Regions from separate parts of the Homo sapiens genome. Here region 1 is linked to region 2. The links are chromatin loops, found by intact Hi-C in ENCODE. Cell type or tissue: Caco-2. All regions are shown on one strand. Links, peaks and the distances in the headings refer to the core of each region. The heading gives the core; the rest is flanking DNA.

Region 1 (5,382 bases), core at 294-5,293, 100 kb before region 2:
TGCCAGATACCAACACCATCCCCAATGCTAGCCTAAAAACTGTTGTAACACCTTTGACATAACAGTAGAGGTTAAAGAGTTTAACACATGACACCAGACATGATTAGACAGACTAGTGGACAGAATAAAAAGCCCAGAGCCATGTAGTGGCTTAGTATACGATAAAGTTTTGGTTTTTCAAGTCATCAGGGAAAAGATGGATTAACCAGTAAATGGTGTTGGAACATCAGGAACATCAGGGTGACCATCTGGGAAGAAAAATTTATTTTGGATTCCTATCTTATTGGTTACAACAAGATAAATTACAGGTGGAGCAAAGATTTATGTGTAAAAAATCAAATTATTAGAAAAAATCATGGGAGAATGTACGTAATACCCTGTAATTAAAGCTTTCCTAAGTATCACACAAAAACCCAGATGCCTTAAAAGAAAGCTGAATTGAATTACATTAAAATTTTTTTAATTACTCAAGACAAGCCCACCATAAACAAACTTCCTGAAAATATAAATAACTTTTACAAATCAATAAGGAAAAAATTATTGTTCCATTTGAAAAAATAGGCAGATTATGAAGCGTTCATAGAAAAGGAAATATAAATGCTCAAAATCAAGCTTGTCCAACTCACGGCTCACAAGCCACATGTGGCCTAGGACAGCTTTGAATGTGGCCCAACACAAATCCATAAACTTTCTTAAAACATTATGAGATTTTTTTTTTTTTGAGATGGAGTTTCGCTCTTGTTGCCCAGGATGGAGTGCAATGGCGTGATCTCGGCTCACTGCAACCTCCACCTCCCAGGTTCAAGCAATTCTCCTGCCTCAGCCTCCCGAGTAGCTGGGATTACAGGCCTGCACCACCACGCCTGGCTAATTTTGTATTTTTAGTAGAGACGGGGTTCCTCCATGTTAAGGCTGGTCTTGAACTCCTGACTTCAGGTGTTCCGCCCGTCTCGGCCTCCCAAAGTGCTGGGATTACAGGCGTGAGCCACTGCGCCCGGCCAACATTATGAGATTTTTTTGTGATTTTTGTTTTGTTTTTCAGTTCATCAGCTATTGTTGGTGTTAGCGTATTTTCTGTGTGGCCCAAGACAATTCTTCTTCTTCCAATGTGGCCCAGGGAAGCCAAAAGATTGGACACCCCTGCTCTAAACATACAAATATATGCTTGTGGTCAAATAAAATGCGGCCGGGCGCAGTGGCTCATGCCTGTAATACCAGCACTTTGTGAGGCCGAGGTGGGCGGTCACAAGGTCAGGAGGTCAAGATCATCCTGGCTAACACGGTGAAACCCCATCTCTACTAAAAATACAGAAAAAAATAGCCTGGCGTGGTGGCGGTTGCCTGTAGTCCCAGCTACTCAGGAGGCTGAGACAGGAGAATGGCGTGAACCCGGGAGGCGGAGCCTGCAGTGAGCCGAGATCGTGCCACTGCACTCCAGCCTGGGAGACAGAGCCAGACTCCATCTCAAAAAAAAAAAAAAAAAAAAGCAAATTAAAATTATAATAACTGCATTTTTCAGTTCACAGATTAGCAAAATAGAAAAATTTTGTAAACTATACTGACAAAGATGTATAGAACAAGCATGGTCATAAATTACTCCAGATGGCAATTCAACAATCTCTATCAAATTAAAAATGAATGTATTTATACCCCTTGATTTTGAGGAATTTATTCATAAATATATTGTAATATATGTGTGAAATTTCATGCCATTTTCTTAATGTAAATTATGATTTGTCCAAAAAATGAAATACTATGTAGCTATAAAAACTTAGAACACTTTTTTGAGGCCAGGCACAGTGGCTCAAGCCTATAATCCCAGCACTTTGGGAGGCTGAGGCGGGCAGATCACTTGAGGCCAGGAGTTCGAGACCAGCCTGGCCAACATGGTGAAACTTCATCTCTACTAAAAATACAAAAATTAGCTGGGCATGGTGGCACGTGCCCTTAGTTCCAGCTACTCAGGAGGCTGAGGCAGGAGAATCACTTGGACCCGGGAGGCAGAGGTTGCAGTAAGCCGAGATTGAGCCATTGCACTCTAGCCTGGGTGACAGAGCAAGACTCCATCTTGAAAAGAAAAAAAAAAAAGTTAGAACACTTTTGGATTCCTGATGCAGAACATATTGTTCAGAGAACAGAGCAAGGTGCAGAACAATGGAAGAGTGGGAGGAGGGGAAGGAAAGTGCACTTATATGCATGTTTGTAAATGCACAGGATCTTCAGAATGTTATGCAAGAAACTTGCTAAGGGGAAGTGGGGCGGTGTGGACATAGAAGGGAAATTTAACATTTCATGTCTACCTTTCACACCCATTGAAGTTTATAGTATGTGCATCATGATAACATGTAATGACATTTTGAATAAAAGTATATACACATAATGCTACCAGTAGTTTTTCCAACAGTAACTTGATATCCACTGACTGATGGTTTTAATTTCTGTTGACTATATGTACAACCAAAAAAAGAGAAGTTTAAAAAGGAAGCAGAAAGAGACCACAGAGAAAGGGATCTGTTTTTATTCTGGGCTATGGTTTTTCTGGGCGCTTTGTGATAAAGTAATGCCTGCCTTTTTAAATCACAGGAGCATGAGAAATGGCTCTCCCTCCCTCTAGAGAGAGAGCTACGTGCAGCCTCAGAGAGTGAGGATCAGGGAGCAAAGATAACAGACTGATCGGTGGGAGCCTGTGCTGGTCAGCAGGGCCAGGCAGGTGGCTGGGGCTCTCTAGCCAAGACTGTCCGAAAGACCCGAAGGAAAGACATGAGAATGGGGCGGTTGATTCAGCAGTGGTGACCCAAGTCAAGGGCTAGAATGCCTGAGATCCCTCTGGAATACAGGGGCCAAAAAGAAAGGGCAGCCTCCTGGGCATGGAGAAAGGAGAAGCAAAAGAATAAATAAATAGTGAAGGCAGAGCACAGAAGCTTGAAAGGGCAAAGAATACCAGGATATGGAGTGGAAGTGTGGGAGGAGGGAGAGAAGCATAGAATACTGATCTCTCTTCATTTGTGTCTGGTGATTGTAGCAAGAGATAAGGCCTTTAACTCGGACCACATAGGTTGAGTTCACAGTTGGGGTAATCCTGGTGTGTTAATATTTACCCTCACTTAAAGAGCTATCAGCACACAGTTCTAAGAGCCTGGGCAGATGGGACTCTCAGAGAAGCACCAGCATGCCATGCCCTCAAGCCTGGAGTTTGCTCAGTATTGGTGTCATATTTTTGCTTAATTCACTCTCACCCAGCCCTGTTAGACCCTGTTCCCCTTGCCCTGTGGGTTTTCCTTACTTCATTCATTCCACAAGAATTTACAGAACACCGATTTACACCAAGCACTGTATCAAGCCCATAGATATACAGTGGTTAACATGTCAAGTGTGATCCTTACCTGAAGGAAGCTTACAGTCTAAGGAGGCATGAGAGATTTAAAAAGTAAATACCCAAATAAATATGTATTACAAGTTGTGTTACAGGCTATGAGGGAAAAAAAATGTGGTCTCTGAGAGTGAGAAGCTGGCAGCTGATTTTAGGTTGTGTGGTCAGGAAAGAGGGCTGCCTTGATGGACAGCTCTAAGGGACATTGTTCATGAAAATACAATGTGCATGACATGCCTCAGTGCCAGGCAGAGTGGGGGCCAGAAAGCCTTGCAGGAGAGGGAACCACATGCTCACAGGCACTGAAGCAGGAAATATCTTGGCAAGAACATGCCTCTGTGAGAAGTAGAGCAGGGCCAGCATAGATGAAGGGGGCGTGAGATGAACCTCAGCTCCAGGGAGAATCTGAAAGGCTATGAGAGGAAGGTGGGATTTTTATTCCAAGTTCAATGGGAAGCCTCTAAAGGGTACTAAGCAGGTCAGTGGCATGGTTCAGTGTGTGTGTGTGTGTGTGTGTGTGTGTGTGTGTGTGTGTATACATGTCATATGCCACATAATGATATTTCAGTCAACAATAGACCGCATATACAACAGCAGTCTCATAAGATTATAATATCATATTTTTACTGTACCTTATCTATGTTTAGATACACAAATACTATTGTACTCCAATTGCCTACAGTACTCAATAGAGTACCATGCTGTACAGGTTTGTAGCCTAGGAGCAATAGGCTATACCATACAGCCTAGGTGTGTAGTAGGCTCTACCATCTAGGTTTGTGTAAGAACACTCAATGATGTTCCCATAATGACAAAATCACCTAATGACGCATTTCTCAGGACATATTTTCATTGTTAAGAGACATGTTGACTGTGTATATATACAGCATTCCTAGGTATCTTCAAGGAATTGCTTCCAGAACTCCCCAGGGACACCAAAATACTCAAATTCCTGATATAAAATGGCATAGTTTTGGCATATAACCTACACACATCCTCCCATATACTTTAAATCATCCCTAGATTACTCCTAATACCTCATACAATGTAAATGCTATGCAAACAGTTGTACTGTATTGGTTTTTTAATTTGCATTATTTTTATTGTTGTATTGTTATTTTTAATTTTTTTCAAATATTTCTGATCCGCAGTTGGTTGAATTTCTGAATGCAGAATCTGCAAATACAGAGGGGTGATATTTTAATCACTCAGGCTGTTGTCTGGAACAAGGATTGGAAAAGAGCAGAAGGGGAACTGGTCAACCAGTTAGGAGGCCACTGAGCCAAACAGGCAAAAGATGATTGTGGTCTGGCAAACGATGATGGCTGTAGAGAGGGAGAAAAGCGGGTGGAGTCAAGACATGTTTTGGAGATAGAACTGACAGCACTTGCTGGTGGATTGGATATGAAGGATGAAGAGCGACTCCAGGTTCCTGACTTAAGCAAGTGAGAAGTACCCTTTATTGAGACAGAAATATGGGGAAGAATGGATTTGATGGATAGATCTGGAGTTCCATTTCAGACATGCTAAACTGAAATGCCTGTGATAACTCAAGCGGAGATCACAAGTGGACAGTTACATGAGTTTCTGTTCATATCAGAAATCTGGCTGCAGGTAAAATTTGGGAGTTGTCAAGTTCACTTATATTTAGAGGCATGGGAAAGGATGAGATCCTCTACTGAAGGGGTGTGGACAAAGAAGCTTTCATTCCTAATGTGCTTGAACTTTTTTAGTCTCTCATACATTGTGGACCACACTATAGAATGTTTTCCTGCAGCAGCTGGGAGCAAGTCTTCACCTTTGTCTTTGACAGTACCGACAGCGAAGCTACCTTTCTCTCCTCACCAGCAGATGTCTGCCTAACTTGATGCTTATAGAGTGCTGGGCTAGAGCACAGTGCCTCTTCTCCAGGGTCTCAGATCTTCTGCATGTGGGATTTACTTTCCACCTCTTTAACTCTAATCCTAGGTCTGTTTACACATTGATTAAAAGGTCCTTAAATTGTTTTAGGA
Region 2 (5,382 bases), core at 271-5,270:
ATTTAATAGGACCTGCCAAACAATTTCCCTAATCTCACTTCTCTCTTCTTCCCACACATATCTTGGAGGGGGAATAGCATGGCTCCAGAGTCGAATCCCAACCTAGTAGTGCTATAGCCTTGGGTAAATTATTTAAGTCATCTGAGCCTCTGCTTCCCCATCCATAAAATGGTAGTATTAGCAGCATCTACCTCATGTGTGATTATGAGGATAAGATGAAAAATATATATATAAAGTAAATAATATCCAGCATACAGTAGGTTCTTGATAAATATCACTTACTACTTTTATTGCATCACTGCAGTCAAACTGCATTGCTTGGTTTTCCCATATAAATTTTACGACTTATTTCCCCTCCTAATTTTGCTCCTACTCTTCCCTCTGCCTAACTTTGACACAACATCTTTGCCTTCTGAAAGCACCTCCTAGACTCTAAGGCCCTACTCAGGTGCTGCTTTCTCTGTGAACTTTTCTTTGACCACCAGCCACAGGAGCTCTCTTCTTGCTCCTCTGAATGGTAGCGCTCTGCTTCCAGCACTCTGAGGCATTTATACTGCCTTCTGGTGAGCTGTGTGAATGCTTTATCTCCTACAAATCAGGGCAGGACCATGTCTTCCTCATGTTTAATTTCCTCTACACTGTCCAGCACAGGATCTGGCACAAAGTTGAAACTCAGGAAACTTTAATGGAAAGATTGAGTGGATGACATTTCCTGTTTCTCATCAATAAAGTTTCATCTTCATACTCAACTGTTAAATATTTATTGTCTCTTTTTAATACATCTTATTAAGCCTAGGATTAATCAATATGGTTCCTGTTCTCTCAAAGCTCACAGCTAGTTCAGATTATACTTTCAGAAAGTAGAATGAAAACAAGTCAGGGCAATATTTAACAATGTGTTTAATCAACTATAATCAAATTTCATAATGTATAATCTAGACAGTCATTCCCGGGTGGTCAATCTAGGGAGGAGTCTGTAGGAATTAGAAGGTGAGATGGGGAGGGGCAGAGGCAGAAATCTTCACCAGAAGGTTGAGCAGACAGAAAGGCAGTTGAATTCAGGTCAGGAAAGTAGGAGGAAAAATAATTTTACAGGAGAATAATCATACCTGCTTTCATGGAGGTGGGGGGCAAGTGGGACGGAGTGTAAACTAAGAGGAGTGTGTCATCTACTTAGTTAATGACTCTTTGTCTTGCAGTACTGGTGGAGGACAATGGACACCAGCTACATTGTTCACAAGTGGTAATTATCATGACTACAAACACCAGGGATTAATACTTACCTATCGAAGACCATATGAGTAATGGGTGTCTCCCAAGCCTGTAACTGAAAGCACCTTCTAGACTCTAAGGCCCTACTCAGGTGCTGCTTTCTCTATTATACAACTTCTATTCCTGGAAAATCAATGTTGATTAAAGAAGTTTCTGGCCAGGCATGGTGGCTCATGCCTGTAATCCCAGCACTTTGGGAGGCTGAGGCGGGCAGATCACCTGAGGCCAGGAGTTCGAGATCAGCCTGGCTAACATGGCGAAACCCTGTCTCTACTAAAAATACCAAAAAAAAAAAAAAAAACTAGCCAGGCGTGGTGGTGGGCTCTTGTAATCCCAGCTACTCGGGAGGCTGAGGCATGAGAATCACTTGAACCCGGGAAGCGGAGGTTGCAGTGAGCCGAGATTACGCCACTGCACTCCAGACTGGGTGATGGAGTGAGACTCTGTCTTAACAATAAATAAATAAACTTTCCTGAGTTTTTGCTTTTTCTATTTTGAGGCTCCCAATTGCTGTTCAGGTTAATAAGGTCACAGCTCCATGCTTCACCTAAGAGAAGAGGGTTTACCAGGAAGTCCGACTTGCCTCTTAGCCACAGATGGTTGTAAGGCATGAGCCGATTGTGAGTTGAGGTGTAATTTAAATAATCCTAGAAAGAAACGCACATGTCTGAAATTACACCCTTATATCTCATGAAGTTGTATCCAGTTCCCTTCCTAACAAATCCAAGCATTCCTGACGAAGGACACAGAAAAGTCTCTAATCTTTTGGCTTGAATGTGATTAGCATCCTTTAAGAGGAGGAGAGAAGGCATGGAACGAGACGGAGGAGGACAGGTCCCTGAGCAGGAAAGGTGAGGGACAAAATAACCCGCACCCTGTCAGGTCTAAAGAAGCCTCCTGTCCCTCGCCTGCAGACCTGGGTCGGATTCCTCTGCTCCCACAGGGGACAGCAGTACGGGGGAAGGCAGCTTGGTGGAGTCCGCAGGCGTCCCCCGCTTGGAGGTGCAGCGCGGAGCTCGCAGTCCCCAGGCGGGAGAGCGCGGGAGGGCGGCCGGCGGGCTCAGGTCCTCGGTGGCGGGGGGGGTGCAGCCATGTAAGGCCTTACGAAATGTGCAGAGCCGGCCCTGGCGCCGGCAGTACGGCTGCGGAGGGACGGACACCCACGCGAAAGACCGCCCCAGGCCCTGCCAGCCGCGGACTGCGGAGGCTTCCGCACAGGCGGGCAAACCGCGCTGCGTCCGCCCCGCCCCGGCCTGCCCTGAGCCGCGGGGCTCCAGGGCCCACGACGCTTACTTAGGTGGAGTTTCCAGTTGAGCTCGGCTCGAGGGTTTAAATGGATGATGTGTTCCATCCGAAGTCGGAGTTCATGTGATCTTACTTTTGTGTCTAACTCCGTTCTCACCTCTATCCCTAAATTACTCTCTTCGGCTCCCACCCCTGAGCGCCCTCGCCTGACAGCGATCGGCACTCGTGCTGCCACCTGCAGGTGAAAGAGGAAATTGAGCGAACTCAAGTTGGGCGGCCCACTGCTGGAGGAGGGCTTTCAGGACAGGGTAGCGGATATTCCAGATTACTGGAAATCCTGGAATTACTAAGATTTAGATATATTACGCCCAAAGAGCACAACAATTGGCAAGAGACTTGATATAGCCTTCACATCCTCTGGAGGTTTTCCTTTGGTTTGTTTTTCCATTATGCGGATTTGGCAGGGGATGGATGATAAATATTTGCACGAATGCAATTTAGGGCTGTAAAACATATGTTCGCCACCAGGTCTTGTAATCGATGCACATCGGGCAGAGCTGGTTTTTTTTTTACCAGCGCCACCTCCATGATGTTACTGTGATTTCCATCATGGCAGGCTCTGCCCTGCCTATATTGCTCAGAAAGGGCCTTGTGCCATGACCAGTGGTCATACCTGGGTCATTCCTAGCCTGGCGGGTTACCCCATTACAATGTTCTCTGTGCCATAGCAAGTCTTTTTTCACGCATTCCGATACCATGATTTTGAAAATGAATGATTGTTTTTAAAATCATTTTAGAATAATTCCATTAGCATTGTGGTTGAAGCGCCCTGGAGTCAGGCTGCCTGAGTTTGAACCTGACTCCAGTTTACTTACTTGGTGACCTTGAGAAAGTTATTTATTCTCTCTGTGACTTAGTTTCCTCACATACTGAATGGGAATAATATACAGGCCACATAGGATTGTGCGTTTTAAATGAGATAATACACACAAGCACAGGAATATAACATAAAAGAGGATGTGCTCTAAGCTCAAAATGTCCAAGAAAAAAAAAAAAGTGCTCTGAGCTCAAAACATCCAGTGTCAAAAAGTCAGGCTTTGACACTAGCTAGTTTGGGAATATGGGACAAATTACTTCACTTTTCTGAGCCTCAGTTTTCTCACCTGTAATATGCAGATGATGAGAGTATCTATCTCACAGGTTATGAGAATTAAATGAGATAAAATGTCTTCCATGCTTAGACACAGTAAGGATTCAATAAATGCTAGTCTTTTAAACCTTAGCTAGTCTTTACTATTTTCAGCATTCTGTTGTTTGGAAGATTCTGGGTTTTAAACTCCCAGATAAACAATCTTCATCTGTTTGTTCACTGTTTTACTTTTGTATCTAGTACAATCATATGTAGTCCTTCTACCATCCTGGGAGGTAGGTGTCCTCATCCCCAGTTTACAGATGAAGAAGCTGAGGCTCATCGTAGTTTAGTGCCATGCCTGATATCATCATACAGCACCTGAAACCAGGGCACATACACAGCTCCACTCTCCAAGACTAGGGCTCTTTTTCCTGTATCACAGCTGCCTTTATAATTCCTCTAAATGTGATGAGCACTCATTTTATTTTACAAGCTTTTGCTAGATGCTCATGCAGTGTTTGAAATTTTTCAAGTTATGGCAACTTCCTAAAATCAGACTTGAAAATTTCAAGAAACTAAAAGAAATATACTTAGAGCCTTTTCTTCATGGCAAACCTTTTCTTCTGACTTATTAATGGCTTATTAGGTGTTGCTTTCAGAGGGAAGCATGGAGGGGGCAGCAGGAGGGGCTGCTGGAAGTACCAGTTGCTCAGAAGTGACAGGTGTGTTAAGTTCATGCATCTCCCTCCTTCCTAGCACCCCACATTCCCCTTTTGAAATGTTCCTCCCCTGTACTGAAATTGCTTATTTTCGTCCTCTTTCTCCCCTGACAGACTGTGATCTCTATGAAGCTCAAGACTGTGTCTAACATGTCAGTTCTCTAAAAGTTCTTTCAATTTTATTTCTGTAAGAAAAGAAATTCATAGAAGAAACACTCTTCAATTCAGGAGTCAGGAAACAAGATAACTTAAAAAAAAAAAAAGAAAACACTTAATAACAGATCCACACCAATCTGTAAATCAAAAGATTAGGGATAAATTTCATAATTTTGCCCAAATATCCAACTGAAGATCTTTCTTTGATGATTAGTAATATTAATAATGATAACAACTAGCACTTATCAAATGCCAACCATGATCAGGCCCTATGCTAAGCATGTTAGATGTATTGGCACATTCAAGTCCTGCAGTAACTCCATATACTAGGTACTCTAGTCATTGTCATTTTACTGATCAAGAAGCAGGCTAGGAGAGAGCTTGGGCTCATCAGCATCCCACAGCTAGTAAGTAAAGTGGCAGACCTGGACATGAACCCAGGCCTGTCTGACACTGAAAGAGAAGGCTCTAACCACTGCCCTGTGCTGCCTTCCAAGGAGTGGCAGAGTGCAGCAGGAGTGGCAGCTAGCTCAGGGAGGTGCCCGATGTGGAACAATGGATGGGATGAGTGTGTGCATGCTTCCTACATGAACCAGCTTGATTCCTTCTCTTTTATTTATTTTCCACTTCATCAGCTGGGTTTGTACCACAGTCATCTTCTTTCGCTGTGCCTGGCATCCCTGTCCCTGACTCAAGCCCAGAGTGATCTCTCCCCTAGTCCTTGGCACCAGGGCAAGGGGAAATATCCAGTGTCAGAGATCTGCAAAGCCCTCCATGTGACCACCAGACAGATCGGTGCTCATCTTCCCAGCAAACTGCATCCACGCCTCCGATGAGTGGTTTCGATGGTGGTCAGCT

What was found. Peaks named below come from ENCODE experiments on the same cell type or tissue, not always from the same donor. Only the 100,000 strongest peaks of a DNase experiment are listed, where the experiment ranks them.
Region 1: it touches region 2 in a loop (7-fold over the local background); 5 of 110 quality-filtered maps call a loop at or near these places.

The regions. Positions count from the first base shown.
Region 1 is chr2:74,814,380-74,819,761 of GRCh38, reverse strand. No RefSeq gene overlaps it. Among named protein-coding and RNA genes, the nearest start is that of HK2-DT, 17 kb to the left of the region's middle. In Caco-2, for the core only: no CTCF peak of the experiment used is centred there; DNase peaks (open chromatin) are centred at 2,721 and 3,091.
Region 2 is chr2:74,712,559-74,717,940 of GRCh38, reverse strand. It overlaps LOC102724497 (a long non-coding RNA gene), which reads right to left and starts at 2,642. Exons shown (of 3, transcript XR_427047.5): 1 at 2,566-2,642. RefSeq lists a silencer at 2,256-2,515. In Caco-2, for the core only: a CTCF peak has its summit at 2,766 (motif pointing left); DNase peaks (open chromatin) are centred at 2,320 and 2,730; H3K4me3 peaks cover 841 bases.